Linked DNA regions of Homo sapiens: region 1 is linked to region 2. Evidence: chromatin contacts called from ENCODE Hi-C or POLR2A ChIA-PET data. All regions are on one chromosome and are shown on one strand. The core of a region is the stretch at or near the end of the contact, and the rest is flanking DNA. Distances in the headings are between cores, read along the strand shown.

The links. Hi-C counts contacts between places; a loop is a spot of excess contacts on that map. ChIA-PET counts read pairs that join two places held with the same protein, here RNA polymerase II (POLR2A). Pooled maps may share reads with other maps.
Region 1: a map of naive thymus-derived CD4-positive, alpha-beta T cell shows a loop between it and region 2 (3-fold over the local background). The contact joins the promoter of OSBPL6 here to the promoter of TTN-AS1 in region 2. A Hi-C loop is called at or near these places in 1 of 168 maps with a recorded cell type or tissue (naive thymus-derived CD4-positive, alpha-beta T cell), 1 of 37 single-sample maps with no recorded cell type and 10 of 50 pooled maps. POLR2A ChIA-PET finds 5 or more read pairs at or near these places in 1 of 52 experiments (AG04450).

The regions. Positions count from the first base shown.
Region 1 is chr2:178,192,975-178,197,894 of GRCh38, forward strand. OSBPL6 (oxysterol binding protein like 6) reads left to right here and starts at 1,538. Exons shown (of 25, transcript NM_032523.4): 1 at 1,538-1,700. RefSeq lists silencers at 1,092-1,781, 2,228-2,522.
Region 2 is chr2:178,521,588-178,526,370 of GRCh38, forward strand. It overlaps TTN-AS1 (TTN antisense RNA 1), which reads left to right and starts at 1,604. Exons shown (of 7, transcript NR_038271.1): 1 at 1,604-2,049. TTN (titin) reads right to left here. Exons shown (of 363, transcript NM_001267550.2): 363 at 4,402-4,783. RefSeq lists enhancers at 1,293-1,805, 1,482-1,631.

The DNA of each region.
Region 1 (4,920 bases), core at 288-2,787, 330 kb before region 2:
TGATCCGCCCGCCTTGGCCTCCCAAAGTGCGGGAATTAAAGGCGTGAGCCACCGCGCCGGGCCTAGAGAACTTCTTTAGGTAAAGATTCTGTGTGCTGTGTGTACTCTCATTTCCGTTCACACTTTTGTATTTCTTTTTAAATACATGGGTTTTAGCTTTTTTTCTTTTAAGGGAGAAAGCCATTTCAGTAGAGTTTCTGTTAATGGAACTCAGAAGGAGTAAGTAGAAAGGGTGGCTGTGATGAAGCAGAGGTCAGCATCCCAGCTGCTCCCTTGAGGAGCCTGTCTTCACAGCAAAGGAATGAAGGACAAACTGCCATTGTCGCAGGGTCCCGCATCTATTATTTTGTGACCAGAGGACATGAGAACATTGCTAGTCTAGATGGAAAAAGCTAATCCAACAGGTGAGATTGGAGATTCAAGAGAAACTGCATGTGGGAAGGAGTGCATAAAGTCGACTATGTTTCATAGCAAATCATTTTGTCAGCACAGGGCACAATGAAATGCCATCACAGTTGCCTCATTAGTAAGCAATATCTTCCATTTTTGAAGGCACCCCAGCATGTTCTGTAATAGCTCCCATTAAGTCCAGTCGATGTCCTCTGGACTCCCCCTCCGCCTCCCACCCCCAGATGATGATGACACAAATGTCTTGAAATATTGACATGTCCGCAGTCACTCGTTTACAGAATGTCTGTACAAATATTTACATTACCCCGTCCCTCCCAGCAAATTTGCCTTTAGATTAATCTGCACACCGAACGCAGGCCGGGAGTGGCTTGGAGTGTGGAAGGGTTTAAGGGTGTGGAAGGGTTGTAGTGAGGCGGGACTGACTGACTTTGATCGGCTTTGCCAGGGGCTTGAAGGAACCGGCTCTTCCTTTCGCAGAACCCAGGTGTTTCTCTGGGCCCGGGAAGTTTTTGCTCCCGAGCGAGTCAGGGACGGGAGCAGGCACGCACAGTCGCGTAAGTGTATGAAATGACGACCTCAGAAGGGCGCCCAGGGACATGGGTTTGGCAGCCCCGAGCGGAGGCCGCCAGGCAGCCGTTCCTTTCGGAATTCGGTCTCCCGCAGTGCTCCCGGCTGCGGCGCTCCTGGGCCGAGCGCTGGAGCCGTTCTGGGCAACCCTCCCGAGCGCGGCCGGCTCACCTCCGCCGGACTGCGCGGGGCGAGGGCTCCGCTACTGCGCGCAGGCCCGCGGATGGCAACTCGGGGTTTCCACTGCGGGTGATCTCGGGACACCACGGGTTCCCACGGAGGCCGGGCCAGGGGAGAGCCCTGGCTGTGGGACCCCGCGTGACCAGGGCGCAGGGCGCCGGGTCCTTAGCCCATCTGGCGGCGCAGGGAGGGGCGCCCGGTAGGGCGGGTGCGCAGCATGAGCCCCAGCCGCTTGCCGCTCCACTCCAGCCGGGCGGACGGGCGGGAGCCGGGGGCGGGGAACCCGGAGCGCCGCCCCGCCAGCGCGCCCCGCCCGTGGGAGAGGAGGGGCTGCAGCGCAGCGGACCACTGGAGGCGCAGCACGGTCGCCGCCGCCGCTGTCGGTGCTGGAGATCGCGGCTCGGTGCAGGCGGCGCCCATGCCTCCTCTCCTCCACTAGCCCGCGCGCCAGTCCGCCTGCCGGGGCCGGCTCTCCGCCTCCTGCCTCCCGTCGCAGCCGCGCAGCCGCCGCAGAGTCCGCGGCGCCACCGCTCGCCCTCCAGGTAGGTGTCCTAGCTGCAAAGGGATTGCTTGGGGCGGGCGCCAAGGTGCCCGCATCGCGGCCCGGGGGCATTGTGCGCCTCCGGCGGGCCGAGGACCCCGAGGGACGCGTGGGTGGGCAGCCGCAGCTTCGGGTCCCCAGGACATCGCCGTCCCCCTGGAGGCGCCCCCGGCCGATAGCCCGGGCTACAGGGAAGTGGGGGCGGCGGTGTCAGCCCATTCTCGCGGCCGGGATGGGAGGGGGCGTCTGTATCGCGGTCCCGGTTTGCCGCCCTCCCTCCCCCTCGTTGCCAGGGAATTCCGGCCGCCTGCCACTAGCGCTCGCATTCCCTCGCGCGGGCCGGCGCCCCTGCTCCCCGCAGGCTGCCTGGGGATTGAAGCAGGGGCAGGGAGAAGGACTGATGTAATTGTCAGCGGAAAACCGAACCGGCGCGGGTGAGAGCGCCCGCGCCCGCGAGAGCTAACGCCTACGCCGCACCTTTCAGGGAATCGGGGAAGCCGAGAGGAGCGGCTGGGGAAGTTGTGCATTGGGTTTTATTGTGCGCGTGCACTGCGGACTGCCCTCGCGGGGCACCCCTGCCCACCCGCTGCTGGCGCCCCTGCAGCCCTCCCGGCAGCCTCCGTCCACTCCCCCGGCCAGGGCCAAGTCTGCCTTCCCTGGTTCAGACCGGGACAGCGTTTGCATTGCAGTCAAGACGTGCTTCCCCTGCATCAAGCCGGGAGCTGCCCGCAGATCGTGTCGCCGGGGATGCTGGGGGAGGAGGGAATGGGAGACCTGAGGAGAAAGCCTGGAGAAGTAATGACACAAGCGGATTTTCTCCCCAAAGCTTCTGCTGCGTATAGACACATCTGCAAGGCACCTTTTAAGCTGTTTTTGAAAGTTATAACCAGATACTGATTTTGTGACAATTCTATGATATACCTGAACGGTTGCTTAAACATAGAGACCTAAAGCTAGGGGAAGCATTACATAATGGACATGAAGCAAATGACACGAAACTAAGTGAACCCACTGGGTTGCCAGATTATTTCTCTCTTCTGGACACAAAATCCTGTAAGGTTTTTTCTATAGGAACTTTCATTTTTAAATTGCTGGGCTAAGTTTAGCCAATTGTCTATTATATTCAGTTGTGATTTTTTTTTTCTAAATAATTTTCTTGGACATCTTTTCTTAAATTTAAAAATTGCATACTAATGGTTACATATCACTAAGCTGATTAGGAAATGTAGTCTTCACAAGGTAAAAATAAGAAATTTCCCATCTTAATACATTAACTTTGTTTTCCTCTTGTTTTGTTTTTGTTTCTTTTCCTTCTTTCATCCTTCCCCCCGCCCCCAACCCCCGCTTTATTTTTTGGAAACATTTCTACAGTTTTGGGTACTGCAAGCTCACAACGTTGATATTTCTATCACATGCTACAGCATTGCGGAGACAAAGACTAATAATAAATGAAACAGAAGACCTCGCAGTAACTCTGAGAGTTAGCAGGGTTCCCAAGGTCGAAGGGAAGCTGCAGTGTAATTCAGCAATAATCACCTACAGAGAATATGCATAGCCCTCATTGGGAAAGGCCCTGATTGGTGGATTTTATTATTATTATTCTTTTGCAGTAGGAGTTCATATATTTTTTCCCTAAAAAATAATTTTTCTTAAGGTAAAAATGAAATATTTTGAAATTAAAATTTCAGGCTTTTAGAAAGCCTAAAAATTCTGGTTTTGCTCATATTTTTGGATGCAATGTTGATAACGCCATTATACATTCAGTGGATGGATTACCTTTGGCGGTACCTCAGTTTCAGATTACTATGACTTGTCAGGTGACTCTTGGCTTTAGTATGAGGTAGTTCTGCTGGACTTTTATAGGATCACATATGTAAGTTTTCTTATCCCTAGATTGCTATAACCTTAAGTTAACTTTATTTCAAGGAGAAAAATAAAGTCCTTCCAAGATGAAATCTTTGTGGTTGGAGGTCTTAGTACCACCACAGATACCGGATTAGGTAAACTGCATAAGGAGATAAAAATTCTTATGACTTTACTCATGAAACTGTTGGACTAGAGAGAAGATAATATAGTTTTGAAAGGTAAGGCATACATTCTCAAAAGAAGGATTTTGTTGTTTTGCTGCAAAGGTTAGGTCATAATTATGATACTTTTTAAAAAGTGGTTTTAAATCTTGGGGGAAAAAGGGTCTCATAGTATCCATTGACTTCTGGAACTTTTTTTTCCTCACTCAATATTATATCTCTGGATTCATTCATACTGTATGTAGTTGTAGTTCACTGACTTTCACTGCAGTAAAATATTCCATTATGTGTCTTATAACGCAGTATGTTTCTCTTTTCTCCTCTCTGACCATTTTTTTTTTTTTTGAGATATTGCAGTGTTGCTCTGATTATTGTTGTTTCCTGGGCACACGTGCCAGTGTTTCTCTTGGGTTAATACCAAGGAATAAAATTGCTGGTTTGTAGGTTATGTGAATATTCAACTTATTAAGTATTGCCAAATTATATTCCCAAATGGTTGTACTAATTTACATAAACCAGGGAAACAACCAAATACAAACACTAAATAAAAACATGCACTTCTGTTTTGCATATATGTCTGTTGAAATACATATCTTTTTAGAAAGCAAGAGAATGATGAACGTAAAACTTAGAATGGCAGTTATCTTTTATATGGACTGGAGGGTAGCATGTGGGGAGGAACACACACATGGATGTTTGTTATTGATAATGACCTAGTCCTTGGGTTTCATGGTGAGTTTCTAGGTGATCATTGTACAGTAATTCCCCCGTTATCCAAAGGGAGTATGTTCCAAGTTCCCTAGTAGATGCCTGAAACCTCCGATGGTGCCAAACCCTATGTATATGCTTCTTTTCCATGCATAGATACCTATGATAAAATTTAATTTATAAATTAGGTACAGTAAGAGATTAACAATCATAATAAACAGAACAATTATTAACACTATACTGTAATAAAAAGTTATGTAAATGTGGTTTCTCTCTCTTTCAAATTATCTTATTACACTGTATTTACCTATTCTCAGAACCAGATTGACCATGGGTAATTGAAACTTTGGATGGGGGTAGATATTGTATTAAAAAAAAAGAAAGAGGATAATGCATGGACCAGTGATGATATTTTAAGGTTCTAAGGAAAAAGAAAATAAGGACAATAGAGTTATCACAAGACAATAAGCCTACAAGATATTAGTT
Region 2 (4,783 bases), core at 354-2,853:
AGAAAATGAATACACTAGTCCCCTCTGATCTGTGGTTTCACTTTCTGCTGTTTCTGTTACCCATAGTACAGTACAATAAGATATATAGAGACAGAGAGATCACATTCATAAAACTTTTATTATAGTACATTGTTATATTCTATTATTGTTGTTAATCTCTTACTGTGCCTAATTTGCCTAATTTATAAATTAAACTTTTTCATAGGTATGCGTATTAGTCCATTTTCACGCTGCTGATAAAGACATACCTGAGACTGTGTCATTTATAAAGAAAAGAGGTTTAATTGACTCACAGTTCCACGTGGCTGGGAAGGCCTCACAATCATGGCGAAGGCAAGGAGGAGCAAGTCACATCTTACGTGGTGTCAGGGAAGAGAGAAATGAGAACCAAACAAAAGGGGTTTCCCCTTATAAAACCGTCAGATCTTGTAAGACTTATTCACTACCATGATAACAGTATGGGGGAAACGGCTCCCATGATTCAATTATCTCCTACCAGGTCCCTCTCACAAGGTGGAAATTATGCGAGCTACAATTCAAGATGAGATTTGAGTGAGGACACAGCCAAACCGTATCAGCATGTACGTATAAGAAAAATCATGGCCAGGCGTGGTGGCTCACGCCTGTAATCCCAACACTTTGGGAGGCCGAGGTGGGCAGATCACGAGGTCAGGAGATCCAGACCATCCTGGCTAACAAGGTGAAACTCTGTCTCTACTAAAAACAAAAAATTAGCCTGGCGTGGTGGCAGGCGCCTGTAGTCCCAGCTACTTGGGAGGCTGAGGCCAGAGAATGGCGTGAACCCGGGAGGCGGAGCTTGCAGTGAGCCGAGATTGCGCCACTGCACTCCAGCCTGGGTGACGAGTGAGACTCCGTCTCAAAAAAAAAAAAAAAAAAAAAAAAGGAAAAATCATAGTATTTGTAGGATTCAGTACTATCCACAGTTTCAGGATTCCACTGGGGGATCTTGGGACAGGTTGCCCAAGAATAAAGGTGGCCTGCCGTACATCTAATGAGTACCAGTGAGACCTAGGCTAGGTCCCCTCTAAAGTGCTGCTTCTCTAGTCCCTAGCTTCAATATTCTGTACTGTGGTCCCTAACAGAATAATGATTGCTGGTATTTATTGGGTGCTCTGCTAAGCGCTGTTCTGAGTTTTACAAGTAGTAACTTGTCTAATCGTCACAATAATACTGTGAGGTTGCTGCTGTTATTCTCATTTTATGGACGAGAATGTCAAAGAATGGAGAAGTTGGGTAACCTGCCCCAGGTGAAGTAAGTTAGTAAACAGCAGTTCCTAGATTTGAGCGGGGCCCTCAGGGTTTTGAATGCAGACATGTAATTGCAACATGATTCGGCTGATCATGTAGCCAGGGTGTGGGGTTTATAAAATAGACGTGAATAAAAAAAAGGGGCAGGATGACAGTGAAGCTTGCTCATGGGTTTTGTGGAGGGCGTAGATTGGAACCAAAAAGCACGCCTCGGCTTGGTGCTCCCTGTCGCCCTCTGTTGACATGGGGAGAGAAGAGCGGGTCTGACTCGGAAATGACGCCATAATGCTGAGGAACCACTCCTGGCGTTGCGGAAGGTGGGGTGTGGGGCCGGAAGACCCTCCCCCCGCGTCTTCAGAGGAGCGCTGTTTCTGGAGGAGTTAGGGGAAGGAGGCTGCCTGGTAAGCCAGGAAAGGGGCTTCTGGCCGTTCTGTTGGAGCGCCTCTGACTGACTTCCCCCATGTGTCCGTGTGGCCACACCGTGCTACTTTCAGAGGCAGTGGGCTTTTCGCTAAGGGATAAAAAGAAGTAAAACCTTGCCTTTAGCGCAGCTCTCCTTCACTGGGCAGATTGCTCTCCCTCCCCACTCTCCCAGGCCCAAATTGGATCTCAGCGCCTGGGAGCTCCAACTTTAGCAAGTGCGAAATCCTGTCTTCGGTTTTGGAATTTTCATCCGCACAGACTATATCAGCCACGGATAGGATATGTGAGAATACCAGCATGTCAAGGCTGGGAATCATCCTTAGGCATCACCTAGCCAGTCCTGCCTCTCATTTTAAGGTAAGAATAGGCATTTAACATTGTAAGATGATGTAGTGGGTTCTGTTGGCATCACTTAGATGCCCAGGAAATGTGTATTCTTCCATCGATTTCTCGATTGTTCACTGTTTGGCTGCGTTAGTCCACGGAGAATTGTCCTGGCCAACAGGCACCCCTCTTCACTTGGGAAGGTTTATTTCCCTCTTCCATCCCTCCTCAGCCCCTCAGCTTATAGCCTGTAGCCATTGACTGGTTGGTAAGGGGGTACAAAATGTCAGCCCCCTTGCTCCTAGATGGAACCAACTCTGTGGTACGATTGAAGCTCCCTGTGAGATCTGGCTGAGGCTTCTGCTGAGACCACATTCGTGCTCAGCTTGCTTCCTCTGCCCTATCTGCTGGCTGCCCCATTCCCTTTTTCCCTGAGAGTAATAATCCCTCAAAGAATTTCTGAGACAAGAATCCCCGTCTCAGGCTCTGCTTTTAGGGAATCTGACTTAAGACGGAAAACTTGCTGAATAAATTAATGAAGACCCAGGATTTTTCTCTGGAGAATGAAAACTGACAGTACATTTGCTTCAGCTTTGGTCACCTGTACCTACATTAAGGAGGTGAATTTAGGCAAATAACATCATAGGCTTATAATTATGATTAACAAATTGAAGTGGACAAATACAGATATTTTTGGCATTATTTTATTACCAAGTCTAGATCAGTTGTTTAAAAAGCATAGTAGAATGACACTATTTAAAATAGTGTCAGTCTTCCATATACTGTCATTCTACCATGCTTTTAAAACAACTGATCTAGACTTGGGAATAAAATAGTTCTTTAGTTCTGAGGTCCTTTATTTGTTCTGTCTCAATTTGGAGCTGCAGTAGCCAATATGGACTCAGATTCACAACTGATCATTTTCCCTGAAGTTGTCCTTTTCCGTTCACTATGCTCTTTGAGGGACAGTATCTATACCGTGTTAATCATCTTTGTATTGTTCCCTGTGGTGTTTAGCACAAAAGATTGTGAATTGTAGATGTTCAAAATCCATCAAAGATATTGAATCACAGCTGATTCCGAGTTGAATCAGCTCTCCTAAAAATATTTTTCTTGATATATTTAGAAGATAAACTTTTGGGGATAAATATATCCATGAGAACTATATCTAGGCTTTTTAAACAAAATTGCTGAATACATCTAACGATAATTTAAACATTTGCTTAAAAGAACTTATTAGCATGGGCTGTTTTTTTTTATTTTTTATTTTATTATTATTATACTTTAAGTTTTAGGGTACATGTGCACAATGTGCAAGTTAGTTACATATGTATACATGTGCCATGCTGGTGTGCTGCACCCATTAACTCGTCATTTAGCATTAGGTATATCTCCTAATGCTATCCCTCCCGCCTCCCCCAACCCCACAACAGTCCCCAGAGTGTGATGTTCCCCTTCCTGTGTCCATGTGTTCTCATTGTTCAGTTCCCACCTATGAGTGAGAATATGCGGTGTTTGGTTTTTTGTTCTTGCGATAGTTTACTGCGAATGATGATTTCCAATTTCATCCATGTCCTTACAAAGGACATGAACTCATCATTTTTTATGGCTGCATAGTATTCCATGGTGTACATGTGCCACACTTTCTTAATCCAGTCTATCATTGTTGGACATTTGGGTTGGTTCCAAGTCTTTGCTATTGTGAATAGAGCTGCAATAAACATACGTGTGCATGTGTGTTTATAGCAGCATGATTTATAGTCCTTTGGGTATATACCCAGTAATGGGATGGCTGGGTCAAATGGTATTTCTAGTTCTAGATCCTTGAGGAATCTCCACACTGACTTCCACAATGGTTGAACTAGTTTACAGTCCCACCAACAGTGTAAAAGTGTTCCTATTTCTCCACATCTTCTCCAGCACCTGTTGTTTCCTGACTTTTTAATGATTGCCATTCTAACTGGTGTGAGATGGTATCTCATTGTGGTTTTGATTTGCATTTCTCTGATGGCCAGTGATGATGAGCATTTTTTCTTGTGTATTTTGGCTGCATAAATGTCTTTTTTTGAGAAGTGTCTGTTTGTATCCTTTGCCCACTTGTTGATGGGGTTGTTTTTTTCTTACACGTTTGTTTGAGTTCATTGTAGATTCTGGATATTAGCCCTTTGTCAGATGAGTAGATTGCAAAAATTTTCTCCCATTCTGTGGGTTGCCTGTTCATTCTGATGGTAGTTTCTTTTGCTGTGCAGAAGCTCTTTAGTTTAATTAGATCAGCATGGGCTGTTTTGAACTTGAGTTGCCTTATCTATCTATGATCGTTTTTGTGATACACGAAGATGCATACTTCCCCACCCCAGAATTTCACAGAAAACAACCAGCCACACATTTTGAGGTGCAGATAGCTTGCTTTATTTTGTTGTTACTATCTCAAGGAGGTCCAACAATTATAACTAACAATTGAATTTATACTTGCATGAAAAGAACTACATCAAATTGACATTTTGGGCAATTAGTAATATTGTTTAAAATTTAACAACAGCTTTATTTTGTTGTTGTTCTTTACTTTTTGCTGTGGCTCATTGCTTAGGTGCCCAGGTTTTTCAGGTGCAATTAAAATTTAGAACTACCACACAAAGGCATTGGCTGCACTCTGGGACCTCCAAGAGTTGGCACTGCTCTGGCATAGGAATACTTGAATAGCTTGGTTAAATGAAGGGATGGCCAGGAGATGTTACTTTTCCAAGCTATTCAGGCACTCCTTATGTCA